7 separate regions of the Homo sapiens genome follow, and regions 1, 2, 3, 5, 6 and 7 are each linked to region 4. Evidence: chromatin loops called from intact Hi-C (ENCODE). Cell type or tissue: HCT116. All regions are shown on one strand. Links, peaks and the distances in the headings refer to the core of each region. The heading gives the core; the rest is flanking DNA. Region 1 overlaps PCDH7 (protocadherin 7). Region 2 overlaps PCDH7 (protocadherin 7). Region 3 has its middle 67 kb from the start of LINC02497. Region 4 overlaps LOC124900844. Region 5 has its middle 170 kb from the start of LINC02501. Region 6 overlaps PCDH7 (protocadherin 7). Region 7 overlaps PCDH7 (protocadherin 7).

Region 1 (4,343 bases), core at 114-4,113, 74 kb before region 4:
AGAATGCAGTTGCCATTTTCCTCATTCCATCTAGGTTCCAGTGGCAAGATACTCATTTTCAAAATGTTTTTTGACACAAATTATACATATATACAGGAACATACGTTAAGCCCACAAAGCAGGTAAATTGGAAAAGAATTTCCCTTTTTTTCTGTCTACAGCATGTATTTATTTATTTATTGTTTTTTGTTTGTTTGTTTTGTTTTGTTTTTTTTGAGACAAGGTCTCTCTCTGTCATTCTTGCTGGAGTGCAGTGCTGTGAACACGGGTCACTGCAGCCTTGACCTCCCAGGCTCAAGCAATCCTCCCACCTCAGCCTCCTGAGAGCTGGGACTACAGGCACCTGCCACCACACCCGGCTAATTTTGTTTTTTACTTTTTGTAGAGATGAGGTCTCACTATGTTACCCAGGCTGGTCTTGAACTCTTAACCTGAATTGATCCTCTCACCTTGGCCTCCCAAAGTCTGAGATGACATGCATAAGCCACCATGGCCAGCCCTGTCTACAATATTTAAAGCAGATCTTCTATATCAGATTTCATCTTCATCCAATATTTCTGTATGCTAGAACTAATGAGTACCTTTCCCATCTTAAGTAATGCAAGTTGAATCCATCAAGCTACTGGTTATGTGATTTAAGGAACCATAAAATTCCTCTCTGCATCCCTAGATAGTTCTCAATTTATTAATTACTATTTGGCATCAAAGCTCTGAGGCCCTCCTGTTGAGTGTGACCTCTGGACTCAAAGTCCAGTTCCACTTCCTGCTAGTTCTGTAGCTTTACTAGTTACTGAAACTCTGTGTATCTCATTTTCCTCATCTGCAAGATGGGTATCATGAACATAATAGTATCTTCTTCAGGAGGTTAACAAGAATATTAAGAGAGCAATGAATATATCGCCTCTACAGAATTGACTCAGTAACTTAAGTTTCAAAAGTCATCAGAGAAATATTAGAATCAGTTCAACTAAAGTGTATTTACCAAACAGGGAAGTGAAATAATAGCATTCAAAAAAATAACAAGAACTAAAACCAAAAGCAAGGTTTTGATCCTTAATAGCACATTTTGGATTTTGTTTTATATTTTAGTGACATTTTTATTCATGCGAGTCCAAATCTAATGATGGATTCTGCACATAAGTTTTCAGTTGGTGATTCTCATTCACAGCTGTTCTTCTGCTGTAGATAGCCATTTTCCTTGAGCCAAGTTTAGTCTTCCTTTTCTTTTCCCCCAAAATAGAGGCAAGAGGAAAGGGTAGAAGGTTTATTTAGAAACAGGGGGACATAAGAGAGATTTGGTAGGTGGAAGTCTGCAACTCTCTCGTCTAATCTTCTAAGGAAAATAAGGAATTAATGGGACAAAATTAGATTTCCTTATCTCGGTTTCATCAATGGCCAGAAATTCACCTAAATAAAAAATTCAGTGTGACCAGTGCTCTAAATAAGGCTTTCTGAAGATTATCCACCACACCTTTGGGATTCTGAAAGTGACACTATTTTGCAAGTCAGCATGCTTCAGAGAAGGAAAAAAAAACCCTCTATACATGCTTTCATTTTGCTTCCTACTGGTTCCCTGACCTTTCACAGTTGGAGTAGTAGCAGGAAACTAAAATAAAAGCACTATTTTCTGTGTGAGGCACTTTGCAAGTAAACATTAATCGTGAAATTAAAAGTCACAAGACTTTCTGCCTGTTGCTTCTTCTAAAGCAGAGAGTTACTATTAGATGAAAGAGCCTACAGCAATAAACATCAGGGGCTAGTGTTTCCTTCTCTTCTGAACTCAATCAGGCTGATCCAAGTCCAGAAATGCCTTTGAAGTCAAGGAGACCTTCATGTGCTGATCAATCCTTGCAGGGGTAAAGAGCAAGAAAAACTGGTTCTTGCACTTTAATATTCTGCCAGGCAATGCATTCAACTCGATGCAGAACAAAAAGGTTTCCTCTGTTACAAATTGAGTGATTTTGTACTTGGGTACTGCTTGCTTCAATTAACTTAGGGGGGGACCTATTGATCCCAGAACACGATAACTTATACCTCAGTACATATTTCCATTAGGTTAAACTAATGGTGAGGTAGCAACAACTGTCAATTCATACTGTCCCTTGGTCTTGCGCTTGAGGTCAATTTAAGTGGAAACCAGCATGTGATTCTCTTAATATGAATGATCAATATTGATTATTAAGATGATGAATATTAAGTATCTGTTTGAAACATTTCTAAGTTACCAAAACCTTTGAAGTTAAGACTTAAAATTGTCTTAAAAATGATAGTGTATTCCAAAACCCAGTTGAAAAGTCTGAATACCCATGAACTCAAAAAATGTGTCCCTCATGTCTGGCTGTTTAGTGGCACAGCAAAATTTGACATCTAGACTTCTAACTTGTTCAGAGTGTTTCTCTCCACACACTCTCATAATTAACTCAGTCAAATCTGTTTATCTTAAGTGTCTAAGATAAACTCTTTTCTCTCCATTCGTAAAGCTGTAGAGAGTGTATTCTAAAAGCCAGCAATATGAACCTATTTTATGTCCCATTATCTTTTAAGAGACTGTTAAAATAGGAAATATAGGCATTTTATAAAGTAGTTTTTTTTATTATTTTGGTCACAAAAAATATTCAATACAACAGAATTATACAGTTTGTTGGCTTATAATTTATTATAGTATCATAAATAAGGACAAAAATCCCTGTAATATTACAGATAGGGTACTAACTGCAGTTGATTGTCACATAGAAAGAAGAGGTAAAAATTTTAACTATAAAGTCAATCGGCAAGATAAAAAGAAACGAGTACAAATAGCGGAGAAGAACAGTTTCAAAATTATTATGGCACATGGTGACTACACAAAAACATGTCAGTCTGCTTTAAATATTCACTATCTTGTTCATGTTGATATATCATTACTGGTTATATAATTTAGGTTGAAGAAAAGTGGGGGAAAGCACATGTAACTTATTGGTAGAATTAAAAAGTTATAGTTAGAACACAGATATTTCCCTATTTTTTTCTATAATAGCACCCATGATTCACATCCTGCCGCTATGTGAGACAGCCTGAAGGAGGACACTATGAGTTTCCAAGTGTCTGCAGACTAATTTCACATGAGCCTACTCTCATTATTTTCAGGCGTTGGTATCATCTTAATTTAAACGGCTCAATTGCATTAAATATTATATTTAATTGGCAAATTGTTGAAGTAGTCATTCTATTTTAAAATTGCTTCCTTTGTGAATAATAATCTTTAATAATGATAACAGAATGGCTTAAGACAGTTTACTCTACCTCTTTACATTCTAGGTAACAAACCAAAGTGCAAATGCTAATCATTAAATTTTACCTCCTTCCACTTGTACACGCACACATAAGTGCATACACATACCTTCACACCCATACAAAAATTAGACTTTATACAGTATCTTCAATTGAGCAAGTAACTGTAATGCAAAGAGGTACTTCCAGCATGCAATTCATCCTCAATAAATTTAAAAAGGCCCTCTTCTGCATATATAAATGTGTAGGATCACAAATTTAAAAGGACAGTTTCTTATTGATATAATGGCCATACATTCCTAGAACACTTACATAGTTAACCCCAAATTCAGTTGGAAACTGTGTAAAATGTCTGTGACATATACTGTGATCTATCTTCTGCTTTTACACCGTCATAAGTTATGTTTCAACAAGTGTAATAATTGCCTAAATTTTACTTCCTCTCACGTTCACTAGATTCTCACTTTCCCTGATTGGCAATAGTATTTCTTCTTAATGCGTTATTAAATAGCATTGAATTGTCTAATTTTCTCGGATTTCAATCCTGAGGTATACATTTCCATTTTCTTTGTTGATCTAGCACAGGCTCAGGTGATTTCTATATAATGCATCCAATTAGTTCAAACAAGGCAAATGAAATCCCATATATACTAATCTCCACATTATTAACTATAAACAGTAACAAGATACATATCCACACTCTTTGCTTGAGTCCATTCAAGTGCAAACTGAAGAAAAAGAATTTCCTGTTCTTCTTTTCATACTCCTGAGTATGGCGATATCTGATTCTGTTTCCCCACAGTAATTGATAAGATTGCAAAACCTCTCTCACATCCCTCCTTTATTCCATATTGAGAGCTTGATTTTTTTCACTTGTTTAAAAAGCACAGTTTGATTCCTTTTTGCAGAGATCTTATTTTAAAGCCTTTTTTGTTTTCTTCAAACTCAAAGCTTCATTTTAATCAGTTAGTGATCCTGCCCCTTGGGAATCGATTTCTTTTTACACAAGACAAATCCAGGTCTATTAGGATCCAACATATTGAGTTGGAACACTGCATATATTTCACTTACGA
Region 2 (4,343 bases), core at 68-4,067, 320 kb before region 4:
TTCCTCTAGGTTTCCAGCATTTAAAGCAAAGTCCACACCACAAATGCTGGCCTCACAGCAGAGAAGGGGTGGGAGAAGTGAGAACTGGCTAAATGTCTCTAGAGTACACTCACCAGCATTTCTTTTAGAAAAGAGAGCAATGGATATGAAAGAATGATTGCTTTCAGTGGGAGAAGGTAAAATATTCCCAACTACTATCAGCCATGTGTCTATATTCTAGAGCATTTCTTCCAACACTTGAGACTTTTGAATATTTTAATCATTGAAGATACAGGAAGAAATAACACATGGCCCATATTCTCAAGGCACTCATCAATTATTAGGTTCCCAGTAACATAGAACATGGCTAGACTTGCAAATAGAAGTATGAACACAGTGTAGTGGGACCAGGGAGATCCCCTTCCAGGAGAGCTCCTGATATCTAAGCTGAACTCTGAATATCAATAATGGCAATATTAGCAAGTAATCGCTGCTTAACTAGTATATGCTAATAATTAAGCAAAATATTTCATGAATTTATTTAATTTAATTCACAATTTTTAGGTTACATTGTTATTCCCAACATACAGATGAACAAACTGAATTTCAGGGAGATCAGGCAAGAGTTTTCAAGGATAGAGAACAAGGCAGAGATGGGGTTAGAGAAATGCAGAAAATAACATGAGACAATTAAATAACATTAACTCAAAACGCAGGAGATGATGTTGGAGAGGTAAAGATGGTAGTAAGGTATTGATATGGTTTGGCTATGTTCCCACCCAAATCTCATCTTGAATTGTAGCTCCCACAATTCCCATGTGCTATGGGAGGGACGCGGTGGGAGGTAATTGAATCAGGGGGGTGGATCTTTCCCACACTATTCTTGTGACAGTGAATAAGTCTCATGAGATGTGATGGTTTTATAAAGGGGAGTTTCCCAGCACAAGTTCTCTTCTCTGGTCTGCCACCATGAGAGACATGCCTTTCACTTTTCACCATAATTGTGAGGCCTCCCCAGACATGTGGAACTGTGAATCCATTAAAACTCTTTCTTTAGTAAATTGCCCAGTCTCCAGTATGTCTTTATTAGCTACGTGAAAATGAACTAATACAGGTATGGAATTTTCAAAGTCGTACTGACTTTAGAGTTACAAGCACAACAGAGTATGCTATTAGTGCAGTATAGTGTTTTGCACACAATAAATAATCAAACATTTTCGATGAAAGAATGAACATTATATAGTTCACTCTCTAATTCAATTTTCTCTTTGTAATTTGCCAAGTTGACCTCACATGTATGTAAAAATGTTAGTTTCAGAGTCTTTTGGGGATAGGATCTTCCATTATCTTTATACTTCAAGAACTACAGGCTGGACACAGTGGCTTGCACTTATAATCCCAGCACTGTGGGAGGCCGAGTTTTGGGCAGAAAACTTGAGGTCAGGAGTTTGAGACCAGCCTGGCCAACATGGTGAAACTCTGTCTCTACTAAAAATACAGAAATTAGCCGGGTGTGGTGGTGCACACCTGTAATCCCCGCTACTGAGGAGGCTGAGGCAGGAAAATAGCTTGAACCTAGGAAGCAGAGGTTGCAGTGAGCTGAGATTGCACCACTGCACTCCAACCTGGGTGACAGAGTGAAACTCCATCTCAAAAATACAAAAAAAGAACTACAATTTCTCAGTTTCTATGTTCAGTGAAAAAGACCAAATGAGACTTAGCAAAGTACAGATTAAGCTATTATAACAATAAACCCTTCACATTTTGTGTAAAACACATTTATAATACCTTATAAAGTTTCTATCTTAGCACTTCCTAAGATTTTGTTCAAGTTTAAGGAACAAAAAGCATATTAACCCAGACAACATGTGCTCTGGTAGGGAAAAAATCAAAGGTGAAAGTCCACTTACAGGTCTTATGAACATTTAGTGATGTCAGCCAAGGAAACCCTTATCGCTACCATAAATATATTTCTAAAACCTGCCAAAAAATAATTACACACAAACATTTTGAAATCATTTGAAAGCCAAGAAAATCCTTCCACATCCTCAAGGAACTTTAAAGAAAACATGTTTTAAAATAATGAACTGCCTCCCATTTTCCTCTATTAAATGATTATCTGATGTCAGATACTTGTCATCAGTTGTAGCTTAATTACATGGTGGCACTACCATTTGGGGAATTATATTCTAATGTCATGCTCGCCTAAAAGTAATTTGCATGCAACCTGCTCTTTGGTTCTGAGGATGATATCAGCCACTACAGAAGCAGAGAGCAAAAGTGTTATTAAGAAACATAGATGTGGCCGACGCTGTGGCTCAAGCCTGTGATCCCAGCACTTTGGGAGGCTGAGGCGAGTGAATCACTTGAGGTCAGGAATTTGAGGCCAGCCTGGCCAACGTGGTGAAACCTCGTCTCTACTAAAAATACAAAAATTAGCCGGGCGTGGTGGCACACGCCCATAATCCTAGCTACTCAGGAGGCTGAGGCACGAGAATCGCTTGAACCCGGTAAGCAGAGGTTGCAGTGAGCCGAGGTTGTGCCACTGCACTCCAGCCTGGGCAACAGAGTGAGACTCCGTCTCAAAAAAAAAAAAAAAAAAAAAAAAGGGAAAAAAGGAAAAAAAACATAGATGCTTGCTGAGGTCATATTGAATTGATGCTACCGCATAAGCTAAGGACAAGTACATATCTTACTGGAAGAGATGCCATCTCCATGTTTCTCCCATGAGAGCACAGATTCCTAAAGAACCTCATCGATCATTCAATGAAAAGTGACCTGAATTCTAATTTTCTTCTGCAAAACTCTTCTTTGAAATATTAGAAAAGCTGTTGATTCTCTATTCCCTAATCTCCCTGTCTCAGAGTTGAGGATACAATCTCCCACATCACAAGGGTGCAATTAATTAAGGTGTAAGCATTTTCCAACCTGTGGATGCAGGTAACAGGTGTAAATTACCATTTGAAAGAGTGATTCATGTCACCAAGACTAACTGCTGACTAGGGAGGCTTAAATCAATCCTATTTGAAGTTCTATTATTTTTTTTAAATGCTGACAGAGAATCCACACTTACATACAGCATTTCACAGATAAGATATGCTCCCTGCCCTCTGGGTCTGCCATGTCAGTGAAACAGACGGCGAGATTATAGGATAAATGTGGAAGCAATGGGCAGGGAAATGATGAAATGACGATAGATTTTTACAATCCTAAAAAAATTCTGGAGTAGCATTACTAGTAGGTAAAATGAGACTTAGATAATATTAAAGTAGCAATTTCTAAATTCTGATGTTTATCTGAAATTTTGTAAAAGTACTGAGCGGCTACGCTTTAGTTGTCTTCATTGTAAAAATGTGTTTTCAGAATAGGTAACATCTCCCCTGCTATATTTACAATGAAATTTGAAAATCAAAAACCATAATATTTAATGCACACAATTTCTGTTTATATCGTAATTATTGTTAAAGTATATTACTAATAATGAACAATCATTTCCTTTTAAAATTAGGTAACTTGGCTTAGATTTTTGAGGTGATGCATGAGGGAAGGTAATTTTCTATAAAGAGAAGCATTTAATATGCCTCTGAAGCCAAGGTCCAACTCGATGTAGAGAATTAAAGTAAGGGATAGAAGATGAAAGGGAAGATGATGGAGGCAGGAGAAATCTATTAGGGAGGACTATTGTGGCAAGATAGGATAAATTGAGTTTTTGCTGGATGGGATAAATCTGGATAGTTTTTTGTTTGTTTGTTTGTTTGTTTTGAGACAGAGTCTCACTCTGTCACCCAGGCTGGAGTGCAGTGGTGTGATTTCCACGCACTGCAACCTCTGCCTCCCGGACTCAAGCAATTCTCCTGCCTCAGCCTCCTGAATAGCTGGGATTACAGGGGCGCATCACCACACCTGGGTAATTTTTGTATTTTTAGTAGAGATGGGGTTTCACCATGTTGGCTAGGCTGGTCTCGAACTCCTGACCTCCGGTGATCTGCCCACCTCAGCCTCTCAAAGTGCTAGGATTACAGGCTTGAGCCACCACACCCAGCCTAGATAGTTTCTAATATAAAAGACAAAGAGCTACAGAAAAGTAGCAACTGAGTATAAAAGTGAGTATGAAAGTGGAGGTGAGAAATTTAGGAAGCACTGGGAGTTAAAGGATTGGATGGAGAAATGATTTTAAAAGGGGGATGTCGGGTAATGCCTGTAATGATTAAACTGTCTATGCAAGTAAGGGGCCATGTTGAATAAAAAGCATTGCCAAAAGCTTGTTTTTATATCGTGAAGTGAGTTTTTGAATTGAAGTTTTGAAGCTCTGATGTAGATTCCAGTTGTATAACATGACGCAATTGGAGTTAGCATGTTGAAGC
Region 3 (4,343 bases), core at 137-4,136, 520 kb before region 4:
GGATCAAGCCTATTTCACACCATGTAATACCTTGCATTATATAAGTGTTTGTTTACAAAGGCATTGCCTTAAAATAGAGTAGTGGGAAAAGACAGTGCAAAACACCAATTCTACTACCTAATATCATTAGTGGAAAAATTTATTGTCACTGGAAGTAGTGTATTGCTGACAACAGCTTTGGCGAAGCCACATCTGTTTATCCTAATGCTTAAGGGGTAAGATGTGTGACACGGAATGAGAATATGCCATTTGATTTGCTGCTATTACCTGACTTCAAAAACAATGGGTAGGTGCATAAATAAAGGCAAACCATTATTACAGTGCAGCAACTGGACCTCCTTTCAAAAAGCTGAAGCTTTAAACAGACTGCAGAATTGCTGTACCATGGTAAACAATATTGTAATACATTCTCTTAATGTCACAACTTCTCATTCTCAAATAAAAATGCTTTAAAAAAACTTTTAGACATGACTCTTAAATGTCATTTTTAATGTGAATTTCCTTTTATTATTTTATAAAAATCAAGTCAGATAATGTCTATCCTTTTAAGCAACTTTTCTTTCTAATTCATTTATCGGTGTGTGATATAATAGTTTATTGAGAAATCACTCTATTTTGACAAACAAATAATATTAATGGAGGCAGGGAAATACCGGGTAGAAGAGGGTGGCTCCCCAGCAAAGGCCTCACCCTCAAGCCTGGAAATTCACAGCCTTAAATGGGAACAAGCATTCCTGTTTTTGCACCCAAATTTGCCTTTTGGCCCACTACACCCCTCCATCCTGTACTCATATAAACCCCAAACCCCAGGATCTACAAACAGATGAACAGAAGAATGGAAAGGCAGAGGAACAGAGGAGTGGCACGGCAGAGAGGTGAGAAGAGAAAGAACATCTGAACATCAGGTGGAGTTCGTCTGGGGATCATAGGAGAGGGGATCAGCCGCAGGACAGCCAAACTCCAAGGAAAGATCACCTTCCCACTCCATCCCCTTTCCAGCTTCCCATCCATCCTGTTGAGAGCCACCTCCATCTGGCAGTAAAATCCCCCTAATTTACAATCCTTCCTGGATGCCAGATGAGAACGCAGGTCCCAAGAGGGCACTGAGCTGGTTAACACTTAAGCTGTCTGTGAACATCAGAGCTAAAAGAGCACTGTGACACACCCTCTAGGGCTTTGGGAGTTGCAAGCACCCACCCCTAAATGCTAGCATGGAGGTGGAGCCCCAAAGCACTCTCCCTGGTTCCTCTGGCTCCTGCACCTGCCCATCTGTGTGTTGCCCCTCCTGTAAGGGATTTGAGCATGTGGCAGCCCAACAGATGAGCTTATCCCTGTTGCACATCCTGCAAAAGGTCAGGGAACTCTCCCATTTTAATACGATGTTTTTACCAAATATAAAAGTTTTCTGAATGCCGATTGAGATGAAAGAGAGTCCCTTTGAGGTTTATGTTTGGTTTTAAAGAAATATTTGATAATTTCAAGAAACAAATGATGTCCTAGAAACAATATAAGATTATAAGTAAAACACATGTTCGGAGATGAGTTCTCATTCTGAGAACCAATATTTGTCAAAGCCAGCATTTGTCATTCATTCTTACTCAACTAAGTCCACTCTGGAATTATCCAGAATCTACAAATATGTCTTAATGTTAGAGTGCTCTAGAAATAATACAAAGAGTAAATTTATAAAATAGTACCATTTTAATTACTGTTCTTTATATGCAATCATTCGCATTTCTGAGAAGAACTGTTACACATTTTTTTTTAAAGAGACAAGTCCTCATTATGTCATTCAAAATGGAGTACAGTGACATTATCTCAGCTTGCTGTAACCTCAAACTCTTGGGCTCAAGTGATCCCAAGCAGCTGGGACTACTACAGCCATGTACCCACACGTCACTATTTTTGTTGTTGTTCTGTTGTTCTTGTTAGAGAAGGAAGTCTTGCTATGTTGCCCAAGCTGGTCTTGAACTCTTGGCATCAAGCAACATTCTCTTTTCAGCCTCCCAAAGTGTTGGGATTACAGGTAAGAGTCACCCTGTCCAGAGTTGTTACACATTTTTTAAAAGGACATAATCATAATAAATCTAGACATTTTAGTTATACAACAAAATTAAACTATACAGAAGATAAGTCTGTTTATGAAATTATTCCCCTTAGTCTATACCCATAGTGGCTGTGAACAAACCAGGTGCAAACCCCAAATTGTCACTCACTAAGTAATTGTCATGTGCCAGGTACTGTGTTAGATCATCTATGGGATTCATAAAATTACAAAACATAGCCAATGCTCAAAGATCACTTATCCAGTAAGAAAAACAAAAATACAAATAAGGCACTGTAAGCAAAGGTAATGTGTGCTCTGAGAGAGTAAAAATTATTGGGAGTAGAACAGAGAACATTTGATTCTACCCAGGAAGGTTGGAAGAATTCCACACCTTAGAGGATGAGTAATTTGTAAGTCATTGAAGAGATCAAAGAGAATTCAAAACAGAGATAATACACAGAATGAAGATATTGGCATGATGTTACATGGAATATTCTGGAAAATCATGAGTCACCATTGTTAGAAGTGGTTACAGTGTCTGGCAAGTGGGGCAAGGGATCATGATTATAAGTAAATCTGGAAATGTGAAAGGTCCCTCCCTTTATGCTATCCACATGTGTTTTGAAGAATCTGAATTAGTTTGAAACAATGTGTACATGTATTTCACATTATCTATTGTTGATTAGAAAGAGGCATTTAAATATCAGGGAACCAACATAAGTTTAGCATCAACTCACTACCACGTGCTAAGCACTAATGTGCTCACCATTCATTGTCTGCTTTGATGTTCTCCACTACCTCACAAATTTTTATTTCTCCTGTTTGACCAGTCAAGAAGCTGAATCTTACAAAGTGGAAATACCGTCTAGGACTGTCAGAGTCTTATAATAGACTAACAGCATAAGCAGCGTAGACTACTGATTAGGAATACGAACTCTGGAGCCAGACTGCTTAGGGCCAAAGCCCAGCACCCACACATGCAAGGTTTGTCATTTTGAGCAACGATTTAATAATCTCTGTGACTCACTTTCCTCTTCTATAAGTGGAAATAATGATAGACCCTACTCCCTGGGGTTGTATGAGGTACTACGGATATGAAAGATGACACAAACTACCTCTCCAAAGGAAAATAAGACTTGAAGGTGAAATATACCCTCCCAATTGGAAATGTAAATTTCTGTAAATGACAATGACCCTACTTTAGTCTGTATTGTGTGTCATCCCCACAAACTTCAAATTTTTGCATCAGCATATCTCCATTTTGCCAAGGAATTTGAAATTGAGAGAAGCCAAGTAGCGTTATCAGGTTTCAACAGTTATAACCATAACAAAATTGGAAGTCAAATAAAGGGCTGCCTTCATGTGGTATCTGTGCAGCTTTTGCTGCCATTCTATCAGCCTGGGTCTGTTTGAGACAGTCCTCGTGGCTTCAGGGGCCTGGGGCAGAGGGTAGAGAAGTCGTCATAGAGATGCAAGAAAATTCTTTTAAAGGGTGAATAAGAACTGAAAATGTATTCAAAGGCAGGGAGAGTTTGCCAGGGGGAGGAGAAATCATGTGCAAAGAGATCCAAAAGAAAAAGTACATTCAGGGAACAGAGAGCCTTGTTTTGTTGCTGATGCTCGTAATGCTGGTGATGAGGTGGAGGGAGAAGGCGTAGAGAGGTAAACAGGTGGCAAAGCTTATGTGCCATTCTATGGCTTTGATTTTTTTTCACTCAGAGCTCTGGGGAGTCATTAAAGCTTTCTGAGCTGGAGAATGGCATAATCAGATTTGAATTTGTAAGAGCTCATTCTGGCAGTGGTGTAGAAAGGGCTAGACTGTAGACAGGGAGATTGGTTGGAAAGCAATTTAATGAATTGAAGCCATTGGGAAGGAAAATTAAAGGAAAGGGTGAGGTTGCAGAAATATTCAGGCCTTTTTTATTTTTAATTTTTATGGATACATAATAGTTGTACAATTTTAAAATATAAAATAAATATATTTCTATAGCAAAAAAGGAGAAATATTTAGTTCTAAAGATTATTTTATTTTTCCAAAGGTAAGTGACTCCCTCATGTCCTTTATATTCTCTGGCTTTCTCATAATACCTCATGGGCCATTGTGTCCTAGCTAGAACTGTCTTTCTGAACAAAAGATAATTTATTTTCCTTTCCACTTTCTTTAATTAGCTCAATTTGCTTGTGTTACTTTTCACTATTTATTAAAATAATACTTTCAATTTGTTTAGGTGTTTACATTTAAACAGACGCATTTTTGAGAACTCTTCCTTAATCAGAAGATTTTCTTTTTAAACGT
Region 4 (4,343 bases), core at 73-4,072:
CCCGTGCTAATATGCATTTAATAAAACCTTGACAAACGATTCATTTTCTGTGCCAGAAATCTTACCCTAAACTTAAAATATTCAGTAGATTTTTTTTTTTTAATTTACCTACTAACCTCGCTTGCTTAAACCTGTTTTGCCGTTAAGAAATTTCAGTGGCTGAACTGAAAAATAGCATTCAGGGTCCCTGATGTAGTTCAAGCCTCAAGAAAAGACAGTAAGAGAAGTAACTACAACAAAAGTTTATGGTTAAGAATACAAAGTAGATGCTGGAGATGTGATCTCAGGGGGCCTTTCATTTATAATAGACGCTGTATTCACAATAATATGAGAAAAAGGTTAAATACAGTAAACACGATAGCCAGTTCTGGAAAGATAAAAACAGTTTGACAGAAAAGGAGAAAGTAACTCAAGAACTCCACCAAGGGACAAACAGAGGAAATGACACTCGGATATCTCTAAATCCATTGACCTTTCATCTTTTTAAAAAGGGTCTTCTATCTGTAGACGTGTTTTCTAGGCCTTTATGATCAACCATTTCTCTAACCCCTTTCGCTAAATTTGATACTTCAGTCTTCCTTTTCTAAATAATTACTACAAACGATTGTCCTTTAAACATATATTACTTGAAAGAGTAAACATATCTGTGCATAACTATTCCAAGTATGATTCTGATCCTTGAGACTCTGAGAAACTTTAGATATATTTTACAGCCTTAAATCCATGCTTGTAGTATTAACATGTTTAGTAGACTGAAATGACTAAATTATTCATTGCAATAACAGCCTTTTTGATAGACATTAAAACTCATCAGTTTAAATAAGGAAACCACAGATTTCCTTTTAAGCAGGTAATAACTGCTTGCATCAGTGGTTATTTAATTGGTTTCTAGCCAAGACATAGAATAAGTTGTGCTGTTTAAATCAAGAAATCATATGCAAAGCTATATTTTACAGTGTATCTATAAAAGAAGCACACAGAAACTAAACTAAGTTGATTCATACTATCTACTGGATAACTATAAACATTTCCACAAGGCCGATATGAAAATCTCATTTACAAAAAAAAAAAAAAAAAGAAGAAGCTTTGAAAAATAAAATTTTAAGTGTTTATTAGCTCACACGCTGTCTGGTTTTCAGATTTCAATAGAGTGTTTTAGGTTTTAAAATAACACAGAATAAATGATTTTTACCTTAAGTTTAGCACATATTGACAGTTGATTTTTTATTCATTTTCTAAAGGTTTACATGCCAAAATATGTGCAATATAGCAGAGATTTACAAGTCATGACACACATAAAAAGATCCAGTCAGTGACTATAACTGGCATTTGTCTTTTACTTACAAGATCATTAGTTTATGAATTTTTTCAACTTTACATTAATTTTCATACATTTACAAAAATGTAAGTTGGGGGCACACAGTATTTTATAAAATCTGGATTACTTCTGGGAAAAAGACCCTTGATAGGTTAAAAGCAGTACATCCTATTATTTAGGGTCATCTGAAGCTATCTCCTTTCACTATTGATGGTAAAATTAGACCTACCAATGCCCTTTGCAGTACGAACTTGGGAGATTTGCATATTTTTACTATCGTGGCAGGATATATCAAATACTGCTGTGGATAATGACCTCTAAGCTAGATAACATGTTAAGGATTTGGGGGAGAAATTTCATTATAATTGCTTGGACAAATTTAATTCCCAAACAAATGACCTTGCTTATAACAAGAATGGTTGAAAATTATGTATTAGCTTTAGAAGTTTTAGCACCTGGCTGTGTCGACCTAGCTAGGCCACTTCTTATGTTCATTCTGAATAACAGGCGGTAGAAAACTTTATTCAAACAAATTTGATTGATTGTAATTAGGAAATACATAATGTGGGATGTTTCTAGAATGAGAAATATAAGAAATTTGACTATTTCAGCAGCAATGAATTTTCTAACGACAGATGCTGATACTTATAGGGCAGTCATTGAGAACTTTCCCCAAGTATTTCTGACTGTGGCTTCTGGGCCTAACATGGAATTGTACCTCTTGGCCCCCTTGTGGCTAGATGAGGCCATTAACCAGTTCCGGGCAGCCCTAAGTGGAAGAGGAATTTCACTTCCCTGGGAAATACGGGTGCTGGTATGTAGTCATTGTTCAACTCTGTATAAGTCAGACTGGTTGTGAATTTGACTTAGGACCAATACTTGAAGAATTCAGTAAACTTCAGGCTGACATTGATTTGGGAAAGTGGTAGTACCTTTTCGATACCCATTTCAGTGCTTTTAAAATAAATCATCCATGTAAAGCTGAATTAAGAAGCATATCAAAGTAGATAATATGGGTTCAACAATACATCCCTATAAATCAGCAGGTGTGGTGTGCTATCCAGTCACAGAGAGAAATACAATTCCATTCACAAGACAAGTTCTTCATAAAGCTACACACATTTGTATCTGGTGATTTTTAACACTATCAAACTGTTTAGTTAATATTTTTTCTAGTAACTGGTACAGAATTTGACACTCTGAACAGGACTCTTTATAAAGTATTGTTGACTCACAGTGGGATGGAAAGATAAGCATGATTCTTTGTATGTATGTTTTTTTTTTTCTTTCAGTTCTTTTTATTTCTTGGTTTGGTTGTGTAACTGATTCTCAATATTGTCTGCAAATGATTGGATAAAAAAATTGCAAAAATATAAATACAAGCTTGGAATTTGAGTAACATAGGTATAAAATAGTAAGTGTTTTGACACATTATTAAACTAACAGCACTGATTACTAACAGTATATGTTATCCAGATCTTTCTGTTCCTTAGTGATTCTTTACCTCTCTTTCCAGATGTTAGATTATGTCTGCCTGATCATGTCTGCCAATTTGGAAGGAAGGAATAGTCCTTAACCCTGCCTTTTCAGTGATATCTAATATAAAGCTTCTCTTTTTCATCTAATACCTAGGCAGCATTGTGCTTTTTTTTTTTTTTTTAGATGGAGTCTTTTTCTGTCACCCTAGCTGGGATACAGTGGCTCACTGCAACTTCTGCCTCCTGGGTTCAAGCGATTCTCCTGCCTCAGCCTTCTGAGTAGCTGGGACTACAGGGGCGCACCACCACACCCAGCTAATTTTTGTATTTTTAGTAGAGATGGGGTTTCACCATGTTGGACAGGATGGTCTTGAGCTCTTGACCTCATGATCCACCTGCATCGGCCTCCCAAAGTGCTGGGATTACGGGCGTGAGCCAACACTGCACCTGGCCACATTTTTTTAAATAAAATATATTTAAAATATAAGAGAGAGGTTAAGAGCAAAATATGCCGAACTGAAAAAGGTATCACTGAAACTAAAGCCATGCCCTTGTTTCTATTTTATTTTCTCCTATGAAACGGTATTTTCTAAAGGTCTATAAATGAAAATTGCTTTGAACTAACAAAAGTTCTTCTCTGCAGGCATCCTGGCAATTGTTTCCCAGTTCCAGAATTACCCTCCTGGCCAGACTGATTGTGATGCCAATGAGGCTCGAGCTTTCAGGGTCTCTTACTTGTACCAGCTTCTTCCAAGACCTTGAAGTTGTGGTGCAGTGAGGGAGTGTTTGCACAGTTATGAGTTTGATATTTGCAAGAGTAAGAATTTTAACTACGATAGGTTAAGAGCACGTCTTTATCTCATTCCAGTTTCCTCTTTGCCACACTACTTGTTTAAATTGTGTTAGAGAGATCACAGGCATTTTGAGGATCCAGCTAAGGGAAAGTTGAGATGGGGATACATTTAATTTGGATGTGTTAAAATGTATTTTTATGAATTCACACTCCTGTTCTCTCACAGTTCAGTTGTTGCTAGCCATCATAGTGTAGAATGGCTTCCAAGAATTTTCGCAAAATCCACTTTGCCAGCTCATCAGTATGGTCGTGCAAAGGTGCAGCGTCACAGGTTGTGATGTGATAGGTTCCCAGGCCTATGTGGGTGATAGAGTGCAATCAAGGCTTAAATGTATGGAGCCAGAAACTAGTCTGTAGAAAGCTCTTTCAATTATTAGACATGAAATTCCAAGCTAAGAAGGTGCTTTCTTATTGATGTTGAAGGGTTCAGAATATGCGACAGTGGCATAAAGGACTATTTTGAGTTGAAGACATTTGAGAATCAACAGCTGCAGAAAGAAGCTTTTTCTAAACTCTGTCTTTTTAAAAGCAATGCCTCCTGCAAATAATTCCATTGTTATAAATCCCTTCCCTGTGAGTCTCACAACCACAGAGGAGCAAATCTTAGCATCGACCTGAAGAAGTCAGCACAAGGTAGCACCTGGAAAGAGAAACAGATACTGGCATAAAACTATTATATCTAACATTTATTCTC
Region 5 (4,343 bases), core at 240-4,239, 960 kb before region 4:
CCAACAATGAAGCTTCTGGGAGATGGGGAAGGGATTCATATATAATAATTTAGTAAGTGACAACTACTAGCATTAGATTAATCTTCCTTCATTTCCTTTCCTTGAATATATTTCCTCTTTCTGTATTCACTTTCTAACTCTGCTGAACAAGATTTTAACATGGGCTTTGTAACTTTAATATGTTTTTGATGACCCTTAGAAATAAATGGTAAGTGACATGTGTACTGTATAGCCTTATAAAGGAAAAAAGGAAAAGTGTGTCTCCTTAGAAGTCAGTACCCTAGTTGACTTTTGATCACAAAGAACTCCGTAGACTGCATCTTGTTGCCAGTATTAGAAATACAATCTGAAGGAAGCTTTACATTGGTAAAAATATCGGTTAACTAAACTGATATCTACTAGCTATTTACATAATCAAGCTCTCTCTCTCTCACACACACACACACCATGCTTCATCTACAAAACTTCATGCCTGGGGTGCAAGCTAGTGATAACTGAAATCCAGAAATAAATTCTACATATTTGGAATTACAGCAGGAGGTTTTTGGTGTGTATTTGTTTGTGTTTTTACTTTTAAGTAACCTACAAAGAAGTCCTAAGAAGTAACCCTAAGTCAATAAGAAAGTGATGGATATGTCACACCCACTGAAGCTATTTTCAAGTGTTTTAGATTTCAAGAGTTGTAGGAATTCTATTTTGGTTTTTTGGATTTCACATAGATTCTATTTTGGACCCAAGCATTTCACAGGGTGCTATTTTGGATTAAAAAAAAAAAGCTTTACTTAGCTATTTAAAAATACACTAATTGAGCAAGGTAGGTGGATGTAAATTCAACCATGGCTTTTGTGTATAGCAGGGATCAAGACACTGTACATGCAAAATACAGTGTCTACACTTAGGATATGAACAGAGATGTCTTTAAAATAGGTTTTGAATAAAAAGATATTATATAATACAACACTTGCCTAAACATTTTTGATTTCTTTTTTCTTTCAGCTACTTAAATTATATTAACTCTTAAATGATATTCTAACATATAAACACGTTTTTCATTAATCAATTCTACCAAGAACATGTAATGTACATTTGAGTCAGCTCAATGTACGATAGCTAAATTTTCAGTTATATGGTATTGCACAGGCAAACATATCTAGTTTGGCTGCATTAAAATTTGACCCTTGCTGTAGCCTGAACAAAAGGGATACTCTAGAAATTACCCAGCAATTGAGAACAAAGGTTCTGAATTGTCTGTCTAAACAACAATTACCTGTAAGAGTAAACTCTGTGGGTTATCCCCAGTTTCCATTTCAAGAACCTATTCTCAATCCTCTGCCCTTCTCTGAGGTGGGGATGAAGGGTGGCTGATCTGATATGTTACATCACCAGATTCCATAACCAACTGGCTTTCAGCAATAACTTTTTTTTTCTTCTGAGAAGGGGTCTTGCTCTGTCGCCCAGGCTGGTGTACAGTGGTGCTATCTCTGCTCACTGCAACCTCCACCTCTTGGGTTCAAGTAATTCTTGTGCCTCAGCCTCCCCAGTAGCTGGGATTACAGGCCTGTGCCACCATGCTAATTTTTTGTATTTTAGTAGAGAAGGGGTTTCATCATGTTGCCCAGGCTGGCCTCAAAGTCCTGAACTCAGTCAATCCACCTGCCTCAGCCTCCCAGAATGCTGGGATTACAGGCAGGAGCTACTGTGCCCAGCCTCTTTTTTGACAATAATTGCATTCCTTCACAGCACCACAAGGTGGCCTTTCCTTTTGCTCCCAGTATCATTAATCTCTGGTAACATAATTTCAGTCCCAGTAGAAGTAATGCTTCCCCAGTCCTGATGATGTCTGAGATCCTCAGCATCCCTTACATGCTCCCTTAACTTTGTCCATGCCTCTGTTTGAAATTCCTAACATTTGAACCACCTGTGAATTTTGTTTGCTTTGGTGATACTGACTGATATGTTCAGTGTATCCAGTTGATGACAATAATTTCTGACCTGCTCTTTGAAATAATTATGCTGTAAACTAAAGAAAACTTAATCATACAAGAACAAGAATTCCACACTGGATTCCACACCATTTTTCTAAGTAATATATTGCTTAATATAGTCTAAGGACAGGCACTATCCTTGCAGACAATTATTTTTATACACACATACTCAGATCTTATGTACATAGATCACCATTTATTTTAAGGTGAGACTCTTGTTTTCAAAGTGCAATATGTAACTCATGCTCCTCTGCTTATCTTTTCCTTAGATACTAATAGGAGATTGTGGCCATCCTGTTATATCTTACTCTATAATTTCAGGGAGTTCACAGATAATGTCATATATGTTTTCTCCATGTCCAGCGACATTCCTTCATCTACCCTAGTCATGGTCAGTGCTGAAGTCTTGAGGACCTACACAGTGTAATGTGCATGGGAGGTCTCTCCTGTCTGCATGTGAATGACATTCTGACAACTACTGCCAACGGGCTAAAGCTCTCAATAGAACTCATATACGCACAGTAGTCTTCTGTCAATCAAAGCCATGCCTTACTGAGGAGACTGCTACTCTCCCTCACTTTGTGACTACTTTCTTATGTAACTAAAAAAGCAATATTGCTCAGGTTCCCAATCTATCACTAGAGTTCTAGTAAATATAGCTCTTCCAGACATCCCATCTCATTTGCTTGACATTTCATCAAAAATCAAGGAATTCAGGTCAAGGGCCCAATATACCAGATACATAGCACTGGTTGTTCTTACCTTGTTTTTGTTTTCTTAAGTGTGTGTGTTTCGTCACACCTGTTTTAACAAACCCTCATGCAAATTTTGACTCTGTAACTGAGCTGACAAGACACGCTTAGACCTAGCTGAAACCAAGGGATCCAGCTGAGACCACTTGACCTATACAAATTGAGGTAAAGGGGGTCAGAATCATGGAACCGGGTATTTAGGTGTTTTCTTCCTCATGTTGGGAGTATAAAGTCATATTTTGGAACACTCTTAGAATTCTGTATGTATTAATTACATTAGACTCACATGGGCAATGCCTAAATTAATAATGGTAGATAGTTGTTTCTTCTACCTGCGTCACACACATGAGCAGCATTTATCCAACTGATATTCATAATTTGTCCTTATTTTTGGTTATATTTATAACCAAAAATTCATTTTTAAATCTTAAATCCCACGACCTTTTTTTTCACAAATTATATTGAAATCCTATATAATTTCAGTGTACACCTTCATAAAATAGTGCTTATGTGGAATAATGTAGCTATTCAACTTTATCTCTCATGTTTTAGGCTAACAAAAGAGTTAGTTCCTTAAATATTTTCCAAACACCATGTAACAATTTTGATTTTCAGAAGCTTAGATAATGAAATGGAATACAAGATGATAAATGAAATAAATTAGAACCTATTTTTTGATTCAAATTCTGAAAGAAAATTTTAAGATCAAATAAGAAACAATTTTATATTTAAAGCTCCTTTTGCAGCTATTAATTTTAAAGTAAATTCTTTGTATAATCACTTAAGTTGTTTTATTGCAGGATGCTCCTTCAGTCACCTACTCATAACCGTGCAGTTTGCTTATTTTTATAAAATTGTTTTTTCTGGACAATAATTTAATTTACATTAAATCAAAAACTTTGTGGGATGGGATCTGGAGAATGTTAAGAAGAAGCACTGGTGACTCTAATGCTTTCTAAAGTTCCTGTAGTTTCTTCATAGATGGAGCTGGAAGCCACTATCCTTAGCAAACTAAGGCAAGAACAGAAAACCAAATACTGCATGTTCTCACTTATAAGTGGGAGCTCAGTAATGAGAAATAAAGGGAATAACAAACACTGGGGCCTCCTTGAGGGTGGAGGGTGGGAGGAGGGAGACAATCAGAAAAAATAACTATTGGGTACTAAGTTTAGTACCTGGGTGATGAAATAATCTATACACAAAACCCCTGTGACACATTTACCTGTATTGAAAAACTGCACGTTTCCCTGAACCTAAAATAAGAGTTAAAAAAGAAAGTTCAAGTAGTTTCTTTAAGCTGGAAACTATTTTACATTAGTCAAATAGAAACTATTTTACATTAATCCTTATATTGCCAATACCTACTGCAGCACCTAGAGCAAAAAAGGTAAATAAATATCACATAAACTAAATCCATGAGTTTGGTTAAATAAATAATGGTGTTGATTGATTTCTTTGCTCCCAGTTTCTCTTTGATGTGACTTTTATCCTACTCAACATGCTTTTTTTATTCTCTAACATCTGAGAAGTACATAAATTCTCTTCTCCCTTTGCTCCCATAACCCATGACTCTTGATTTTTATCCTACCCCATAGGCCAATTTTTT
Region 6 (4,343 bases), core at 97-4,096, 240 kb before region 4:
CCTCCCAATTTAATTCATATTCTTTTAACATCCTTTCAGTGTCTGTGGTTTTTAATGACATGTTTCCTTCATTTTGTTACTCCTAATTCACCTTTCCAAAATTATTTTGCTTCTTTTTTCTCAAAGATTTTTTTTTTCTCCTTAATTTGGCCTCTTTTCCTATCTGTCTTTTTACTTATCCACTGTTTTCCTTTAGTGGTAAATTGATACAACTGTTTTCCTATTCAAGCATAGCCTCTTTATTTTCCTATAATCCCATGTATAATTTTCATAATTTCCTTTCCTCAAATCTTTAAAAAAATTTGGTTAAATTTTCTTCTTTCTGTGTGAGTTACAAGTGTTTCTGTGCTTCCTTTCCTGCCATTAGATTTGATAAATGTTACAGGATTTGAATTACCAATTTCCTTTTCTGGGGATGAAATTATTTTATATTGATTCAGTTTGTAGTTACAGGTCCTAAATTATTTTAGGAAAAGTAATAAATTATTTCTTATAGAAAATATATTGAGTAGTCTATGAAGCTAATAATGGCCAAGAGCAACAAGCTAAGTAGGGAATAAAAACAGAATAGAGAGAAGTATGGGTGAAGGGAAGGGCCCATGTTCAGGAGAAGAAGACAAAAGGCTGTTTTGTGAACATTCATTCATTTAATCAACATTTAGTGAGTAACAAATACTGTGGACATTGAAGAGCTCATAAAACATAAGGTGGAATCATTGCCCTCTAGTAACTCAAGAGGTGAGCATGAACGAGAGTACTGCTTTCCTGGGGAGAAATGAGGAGAAGCTGTATAAGGCATGTCCCACTTGAGTCAATCCTGAGTGATCTTGTCCCCTCTCAACTTCGCCACCTCTCAGTTTTCTTACCTATTACATAAAATGAATAATAATTTCTAACTCATTGTTTCTTTGTGTGGATGAATCAAGAAAATGGAAGTGAAACTCATTAACATTGTGCCCATACAAAATAAATCCTCAGTACATGGTTGCTGTTATTATTTTTTGTATGTGAATTTTCCAAACAGCCATGAGTAAAGTGCCTTCCAGACGGAGGGACCTAACCGTGCGAAGACCTGTGGACATGAAAGATTGCACCCTCTGGGAAAGATGCAGAGCACAGAGTGCAGTGTGTGCTCAAGGTTAAAACAAAATATAAAGGCAAGGAATATGGGTAGAAGTGAGATCATGAAAGATACTCAATGATCAGAGCTTTATCTAATAGAAAGCCATACATTTCTAAATGAAGATTAATGGTCCAGACTAACATCCATTCCCTTTTCAATTTCTCCCGTATTCCAATGCATTCAAATACAGTAGAAAAATGGAATATGATCTTTTAATGTTCGGTGAAAATGTATGTAAATTGAAATGGTTTGCTTTGTTTATGTACACAGACAAGTCTTAATTCTGCTACCGTTTTAAAGAATACTACAAATAATGCTGCTATACACATACACACCCATAGACACACTATTTTTCTAAGTCATCTGCCAGGAATCTTCCTAGCCCAAAGGTAGCATTTTAGTCATGTGTCTCAAAGAACCTGAGAGAGTCACAAGACTATAAGCAAAGCCTGATACATCAAAACAAGCCCCTGCAGGAGCTGGGAGGACTCGTTTCACTAGTGAAAAAAGAAGTCAAGAAGGCGGGTGCTTCCTGGTGATGACTGAGTGTTCATGTTTTATAGGTTATGACTCTGCTGGAGTTTGAGCCCTGAGGGCCTAGCTCCTTTCAAAATATAGCACCCTGAATGAAGGATATCTTGGACTGAACAAACAGTCCCTAGTCCCCTCTGTCTCCCTCAAATGCCACCAGCTGAGTTGACGAAAGAAAGTTGCAGAAAGTAATTAGCATGCATTCAGCTTTCACATCTGAATGGCATAGCTTTGTAGGGTATTTAGATTTATTAAACTAGCTTATACCTAATTTTCTATAACCAGATGAGTATTATAATTATGTGCATAAAATTTTGTGCAATGCTTTTGAAGATGCAAATGCTATTAAATTTTGAAATAAAATTCACAGAAATATTCCTGTTTTATACTTTCAAAGATGTGTTATATAACGATTGTTTGTAGAATGTTGAAAGTGGCATATTCATACATACAAGTTCCATTTATTTTATACATATTTTGTTGAGGAAACTGCATAGCAACTTTCCCTGAGAATAATATCATTAATTCTTCTAAACTCTATACATTGAGAAAAATCTACCACTGTATAGGGATTTAGGTAATACATAACACGGTGAAACATATAAACTCAAGTTGAACAATTCTTCCATATAGAAGGCTCTGTGTAGTGAATGAATGCACCTTGTAAATGTAAGAGACAGACTATTAATGGAGAATGCAGAAGAGGGGCAGCTACACTGTTTCATGAGAACCACCATACCTGTTGATTAATGGAGAGGCCTTAACAGCACTCTTCTTCCATGCGTCTTGCCATGAGGAAAGGGGAGGAAGGGAAAGGTAGTGATGGCAGCAACACCTGGGGAAGGGAGATGGGGAAATATGTAAAGGGAAAATCAGCAGCCCCTATACAATGGTGTCCATCCATAGACCTCGCCAATAAAACAATTTCCAAAAACCCTGAGTTTGTTTGCTTTCTTTAAAAAAAGAATCTATATAAATTTCAAAGACAATCTAAACAAATTAGTATTTTGAAATGTGTTAATTTGAACAGTCTTTCAACTATGATTCTCCAAATCCAGGGACCCAGTTGGCTGCTACAAAATGAGCCACCATTTTATCCTCATTTTTTAACTAGGCAGGACCTTCACATATGGGCATAACTTTTTTTTACAACAGAAAAAAACTATAAGATGACTCTAATACCAAATAGATATGTATTTTCTTTCTAACATACAGTAGGATTATCATCTCATTCTGTCTCTACCTAGCTGTTATATAACTGTCTCACAATGCACCTTCCTTTTCATGTCCTCCTAAGGACATGTAATTTTGACATGAAAACAACTTCAACTTATTAACTTAATAAAAAAAATTAATTTAACAGAATCCCTATATACTGGAGGAGGTCAAACTAATAAAAGTTTTTAAAATGTTCATGTTTTAATTATATTTTTGTGGACATGGTTTAATCTGGACTATGTATACTTTCAAAAAGTATAAATGCACAGAATTTTATAAAAATAAATTAAATTGTATACCAAACAGTTGATGGCAGTAAATTATTTGAATTTTAATAAAGATTAGTTGTTTTAATAACCTCTGCAATACTACCACTGCAAAACAAACACTGGTACAATTTTTTTCTCTTAGAATTTATTTTAAAAGAAATATTTAACTTTGTATGTTTATATTTAAATGCAAATCATATATAAAAAATGTTTCTCTTAAACTGTTTCTTTAGAAAAGCTTTTATACACAGTGAAGATAAACTTGCAAAAATAGATGTGTATTTTATGAAGAAAAGTAATGTAAAAAAATGAAATATAGGAGAGAATTAATTTTCCTGTGTGTGACTTCATACACAAATATGTTTCTTAGTGTATTAGATACACAAGGGCTAGGACATTGATGAATTTTTCTCTAAAGACAGGGCTATTCATGAATACGTGTTTGCATTCTTGTTTCTAAATGTGAATCTAACCTTTAATCCCAATGTTTGGGAAAGCAGCTATCACAAGGATCATTAGGGTTTGGAAAACAATAATTCTTTTCGTTTAGCCTTAATCCTGTTTAGACAGGGTGTCTCCAAATTTCCCAGTTTTCAACTCCTCTGGTCTTTGACACACTCCTTATGATTAGCCATCGTATCTAGTTAAAATAACATGACCCACCTAAGGCTTAGGCAATAGTATTAGTCAGCCCTTGAGTTGAGAAATTTGGAAACTAATTGGTTGTCATAAGAGATTAACATCAAAGAATTCTGAAGGCATATGTAGCATCTAGGCCCTCTGATGTAAAAGAAACAACTCAAAGTAGCAAACTTAATTTTAAACTGATATTATTGAGCATATACTTTTTGCACCATTGCTTGGGATTCTATAAATTTCTATAATTTTGTATTTAACTTAAAACATTAATTGATATTGCATGTAATATTTTAAAGTTTGAATTCCCCTTCAAAGTTAAAACCTCTGCATTTCAGTAAAATAAAGTTGAAAAAATTAAACCTAATTTTTTGTACATTTAAATATTCCTCAGTGATTATTTTGGGATCAGAATTTTGTCTTTGGAAGAAGCAAATGTGGGAATCTCATAAGCCAAAAACCAAAAAGGAGGAGAATCCACATGCTCTTAATTTGTGGCCAGATCTTGCATCTAGCATGAAATATAGCTTTTTTTTTTTTTTGCATATGAGTTGCTAATATGCTAA
Region 7 (4,343 bases), core at 76-4,075, 130 kb before region 4:
AATTATTTCCAATAAATTTATACCTCTGCCTATCATATTGTAGATAGCTGGAACTGATACTAAGAGCAGAGGTGGAAGACTTGAGCCCAGATTTTATTAATGTCAAATATGTTTTCCACATCAGATTCTCCTCTCATCCTCATACCCAGCTCATGGGACCAACGGTCTTTGTCTTTCTTCCTTCCACTTTCTCTGAAATTATGTTCTCAGACTCAACATTCCTAAAAAAATATATAATATTAACCTGCTGACACCTATTCTAGTGGTAAGGGTCTTAAATGTATAAACCAGAGGATTATCTGTCTCAATGGACAACTCAGGAGAATATTAAATTTGATTTTCAGTTTTTAGGGTGGTAACATCCCCTTTGTAACTACACTATCCCCAGATATTAGCCAAGATGCACTGGAAATTATAAGGAGACAAAGATAAGTCAGGGTTAGATAACCCTGACCTTGCCCAGCATAGTACTTGTTTATATCCTTATATTCTAGGGTATATGTGTTATTTTACATTTTCACATATACAGGGGGGTAACTCCAAACCCACATTTACAGGGCAAACATTCAAGCTACCACCTATTTCCATCTATTTGTGCTTAATGCTTAAGGCTGAAAATGTTTCAAAGAGATCACAAAATCACATCACGTCAGAAAAACAAGTTTCTTAGAATGTCTGGAGGGTAATGCTTTAGATAGATTAAACTAAAACATCATATCAAAGAAGTTGCTGGACTGCAAAACATAATGTTCTTTTTAACTGAAAAGATAGAGCACAGAACTACAGAACAAGAATGGCAGAGATATTTAATTTTTTAATGTCTAAACAATTTAGTTCCTTGAACTCATTATATCAAGATGAAATTTGAGAAATCATTTCCCCTATAAAAACCTCCGGAAAAATATATTACTAGGAAGCAAATTGTGAAGTCTTAAGGTAAAATAAGTGACTTTTTTTCATTGTCTTTCTTTGTGACTGTCTTAATCTAAGGTTATTATCTTGAAAAGAACCAAATTATACTGAAAAATGAAGGTTTCTTTCTTCAATTTAATTCTGTTTCTTTTACAGAGTACATTAGAACTATGAAAAAGTATTTTTAGGCAGGTGCAGTGCTTCGAGATATATATATCAAGATCAGTTGCATTTATTTAAATTCCATAGTCTTACGTTTTAAGTGTATTTTTTAGTTGTCATTTAAAATGCTTTTGCAAAAGAATCGGAATTCCCAAAAACTGGGTCCTTATGCATGGCAGTGTTTCCTTGAATATGAGAAAGCAAACTCTTGGTTTTGCAGAAAAAAAAAAAGGGCCAAAGAAATTATATGAGAGCAACTGTACGTCCTTTTACAGCTAGAAGTTGGCTTTACACATTCCACGACTCATAAATAAACAGAAGAGTTCTGTGAACTATATGCAGATGGCTGGGTCTACACTGGGAGGCTTTTGTAATGACTTTGGTTTGCTTCCCTGTTTTGCCATCTCTTAAAATATCTGCAAAAAAAATTTTGTTCTGCTCCTCAGAAATAGGACAAGTAGAATCCTGTAACTTGAGAATTTGCCCTCTGCGTAGTTGGGGCTTTATAAAGCTTGGAGAAATCCATTTTTTTTCTCATTATTGTTTCTATAAAAATATCTACCCCCACAACTATCATAAAAATGCTTTATGTTTTAAATATTTATTGTTTTATTTTTAAAGGATAATACAATAACGGAAGTATGAGATAGATGAAGCTGCAAGGTGGTCAAGGGACGTAATAAGGCAAAGAGGGGAAAAATCCCACAAACCACATAAAGGAAGCGATGAGATCAGCCACTTAAGTAAGCGAGTTTAAGGTTACCACACTGGCACTGAGCTAAGGCATTCCTGCCAAGTCCAAATGAGAAAAGAAGTGGAAAGAATAAGGACATCCGACAGAGCAAGGCAGGGAGACAAGGCACCAAAGTCAAGTGGAAATGCTAAGACAGCAGTTTTGTGTCTTTTTTTTCTCCTACCTGATTATGGCACAGAAATCCTAGCAGGCAGATAAGGACATTAGATTAAAAAAAAAATAACTGAAAAGAAATGCATACCAATATTTATTATCATTTCAGTGGTGCAAATATTTTGTTCAACTACCCCTACTCCTCCAAACAGTTACAAAACCACACACACACACACACACACACACTCATCATCATTGCTACTGTCGCACTAATCATTTGCTTAGCTAATCATAAAGCCTCTTTCTCAACAGCAAAAGCCTAAGGGCTTTGGCAATGGAAAAAGTATTGGCATTTCTCTGATGTATATTCAAAAACCCATATTACAATTCTTAATTTAGCATGCATGAGTCAGCAATAGATATACTGTATCTTTAAAAAGACATGAAGGTTTCCAGTCAAGCCTTTTAAAGCTTTACAAATAACATTTCAAGAGGGTTGAGAATATAGACTAAGATAGCAGATGGCTTTTAGTACAATACTGCTCCAGGATCCTTTGATTTTATTACTTTTGCTTTTGATGGTGCTCTTTTCTGGTTTGTTTTGATGACTTTGTGGCCTAATGGACTGAAATCAGACAGTGAAGCTGAAAACCCTTAAGTCCTAATGACATAGAGTGACTTATTGGGTGACCTGGGGTAAGTGTTACATTTCTCTCATCACAGGTTCTATGGCAAAAAATAAAAATTACCGTGACCCCCATAAGGATGGGCCTAGGATGCCAATAATTATTATTCAACTTGCATAATACGAAATCATACTTGCTGCCACTTATTATTTCCATGAGCCAGACACTATTCCAGGTATTTAGCATATTTTGCAGCTTACACACAATAGCTATATAAAAACTATCGTTACTTCTGTTTTACATATGAAGAAATTAGGCCCAAGAAATTTGAGGACTGAACTTAAGTCAGCTTGACTACAAGTCCCCTTCTCATTCCTTTTGGCTATATTATCTCTACTAATGAATAATGATAATTCAGGTCCAAAATACTTAGTAATTATTAATTGGTTATGTACACACATATATATAGAGAGAGTATACTACATAATACATAGCAATTATTATATATAGCAATTGTGATTATTATATATACTACATATAACATAGATATATACTGTATATTTAATAATTATTAATTGGAGAAACAATATTATAAATTCAGGATGCCCTTTCATACTAGTGCTCTATTGTTACTTGATTTTACTCAGTCTCTGCCTACTAATGTAATACTTCAAAGTAAATACCTTAAAAAAAGAAGGATGGAAGGAAGGAAGGTAGGAAGAAAGTAGGGAGATGCTTTTCTCCCTATAGTCCATAAATTAGTTAGATTTTTCAACATGTGGATGAGTTGATTTCTAAGAAACGTTGGCCCCTGATCTGAGGGTATAGTCTTGGATGCTAGACTTTCTGCATTTAGTGGTTCTCAGTTGAACTATTTTCCCTGTAAATCACTGTTCTGCCACAGAAAATAAGATCCACAGTTCTTTCCACTTCCAGGATGTGCATAGAGAGAACCAATCTGAATCTTCACTAAAGAAAAAAAATACAAAGACGGAAAAAAAAGAAAAAGAATTCTTGGGCTGCCTGAGCTGCTCTAGCAAAGCCAGGGACTGGCTTCTTAATTGAGTGCTGTTTTTCTAGATAAGCTTTCTGATAGATCACTTCCACGTGGCTTAATGCATTGTCTATGTTTATTTTAAAAGGGGGAAAAAAAACCCTTTAAAATGTGTTTGAGAAACATTGATAAGTTAAGAACGAGGCAAGGGATTTGACTGGAATGATTACAGCCCCTTCTGAATGCTAAGGTGTCAAGAAAAGGCCTAATTTAAGTACATCTCCCAAGAGTTCATTCCAGAAAAGGAAGGATCTAGTCATTGAGTTAAAATAAAAAAAAAATGTATATCAAATTCCTAATTCCAGTGCCTGGGGAGAACCACATGCCTATGGTTTCTTTAAAAAATGTTTTATTTTTCATTTCATTTTGCCTGCCATTCATTCAGCAAGGGCCTCAAAGCACATTAGAACATTAATTTATAATATTTATGCATATGTAGCAGAATTCCCTAAGATTTTAAGGACTCACTTGCCAATGGAAAATAGGCCATATGGAGCACCCAGGCATTCTGTACACAACTGAAGTCGATTATCTCTCCTAGCCCCCAGCCCCAGCATGATGAAGAAGATATTTCGCTACAATATTTTGGAACTTAACATGCTCTTGTGGATTGCTAATGCCAAATTGGAACAGAATTGGTCTCATATAAGACATTAATGGATTCAAACACAATAATGTTATATATATATATATATAAAATATACATAATAAATATATATTTTTAAAATAATTGATTATATAT

What was found. Hi-C counts contacts between places; a loop is a spot of excess contacts. Peaks named below come from ENCODE experiments on the same cell type or tissue, not always from the same donor. Only the 100,000 strongest peaks of a DNase experiment are listed, where the experiment ranks them.
Region 1: it touches region 4 in a loop (2.1-fold over the local background); 9 of 110 quality-filtered maps call a loop at or near these places.
Region 2: a loop joins it to region 4, with 4 times the contacts of the local background. A loop is called at or near these places in 17 of 110 quality-filtered maps.
Region 3: it touches region 4 in a loop (4-fold over the local background); 2 of 110 quality-filtered maps call a loop at or near these places.
Region 5: a loop joins it to region 4, with 4 times the contacts of the local background. A loop is called at or near these places in 35 of 110 quality-filtered maps.
Region 6: a loop joins it to region 4, with 5 times the contacts of the local background. A loop is called at or near these places in 15 of 110 quality-filtered maps.
Region 7: a loop joins it to region 4, with 4 times the contacts of the local background. A loop is called at or near these places in 7 of 110 quality-filtered maps.

The regions. Positions count from the first base shown.
Region 1 is chr4:30,786,795-30,791,137 of GRCh38, reverse strand. All of the region lies in intron 1 of PCDH7 (protocadherin 7), which reads right to left. Among named protein-coding and RNA genes, the nearest start is that of PCDH7, 69 kb to the right of the region's middle. In HCT116, for the core only: no CTCF peak of the experiment used is centred there; a DNase peak (open chromatin) is centred at 1,807; H3K4me3 peaks cover 999 bases; H3K27ac peaks cover 4,000 bases.
Region 2 is chr4:31,033,492-31,037,834 of GRCh38, reverse strand. The region is part of intron 2 of PCDH7 (protocadherin 7); the gene reads right to left. Among named protein-coding and RNA genes, the nearest start is that of LINC02497, 140 kb to the left of the region's middle. In HCT116, for the core only: no CTCF peak of the experiment used is centred there; DNase peaks (open chromatin) are centred at 2,314 and 2,674; H3K4me3 peaks cover 841 bases; H3K27ac peaks cover 4,000 bases.
Region 3 is chr4:31,235,595-31,239,937 of GRCh38, reverse strand. No RefSeq gene overlaps it. Among named protein-coding and RNA genes, the nearest start is that of LINC02497, 67 kb to the right of the region's middle. RefSeq lists an enhancer at 2,179-3,378. In HCT116, for the core only: no CTCF peak of the experiment used is centred there; DNase peaks (open chromatin) are centred at 2,507 and 2,967; H3K27ac peaks cover 4,000 bases.
Region 4 is chr4:30,712,327-30,716,669 of GRCh38, reverse strand. It overlaps LOC124900844, which reads left to right. Exons shown (of 1, transcript XM_047416545.1): 1 at 1-39. Among named protein-coding and RNA genes, the nearest start is that of PCDH7, 5.9 kb to the left of the region's middle. In HCT116, for the core only: CTCF peaks have their summits at 417 and 2,058 (motif pointing left); DNase peaks (open chromatin) are centred at 419 and 2,059; H3K27ac peaks cover 2,998 bases.
Region 5 is chr4:31,671,923-31,676,265 of GRCh38, reverse strand. No RefSeq gene overlaps it. Among named protein-coding and RNA genes, the nearest start is that of LINC02501, 170 kb to the right of the region's middle. In HCT116, for the core only: a CTCF peak has its summit at 1,756; a DNase peak (open chromatin) is centred at 1,765.
Region 6 is chr4:30,948,266-30,952,608 of GRCh38, reverse strand. All of the region lies in intron 2 of PCDH7 (protocadherin 7), which reads right to left. Among named protein-coding and RNA genes, the nearest start is that of LINC02497, 220 kb to the left of the region's middle. In HCT116, for the core only: no CTCF peak of the experiment used is centred there; DNase peaks (open chromatin) are centred at 1,618 and 3,798; H3K27ac peaks cover 4,000 bases.
Region 7 is chr4:30,837,854-30,842,196 of GRCh38, reverse strand. All of the region lies in intron 1 of PCDH7 (protocadherin 7), which reads right to left. Among named protein-coding and RNA genes, the nearest start is that of PCDH7, 120 kb to the right of the region's middle. In HCT116, for the core only: no CTCF peak of the experiment used is centred there; DNase peaks (open chromatin) are centred at 1,836 and 2,198; H3K4me3 peaks cover 1,732 bases; H3K27ac peaks cover 4,000 bases.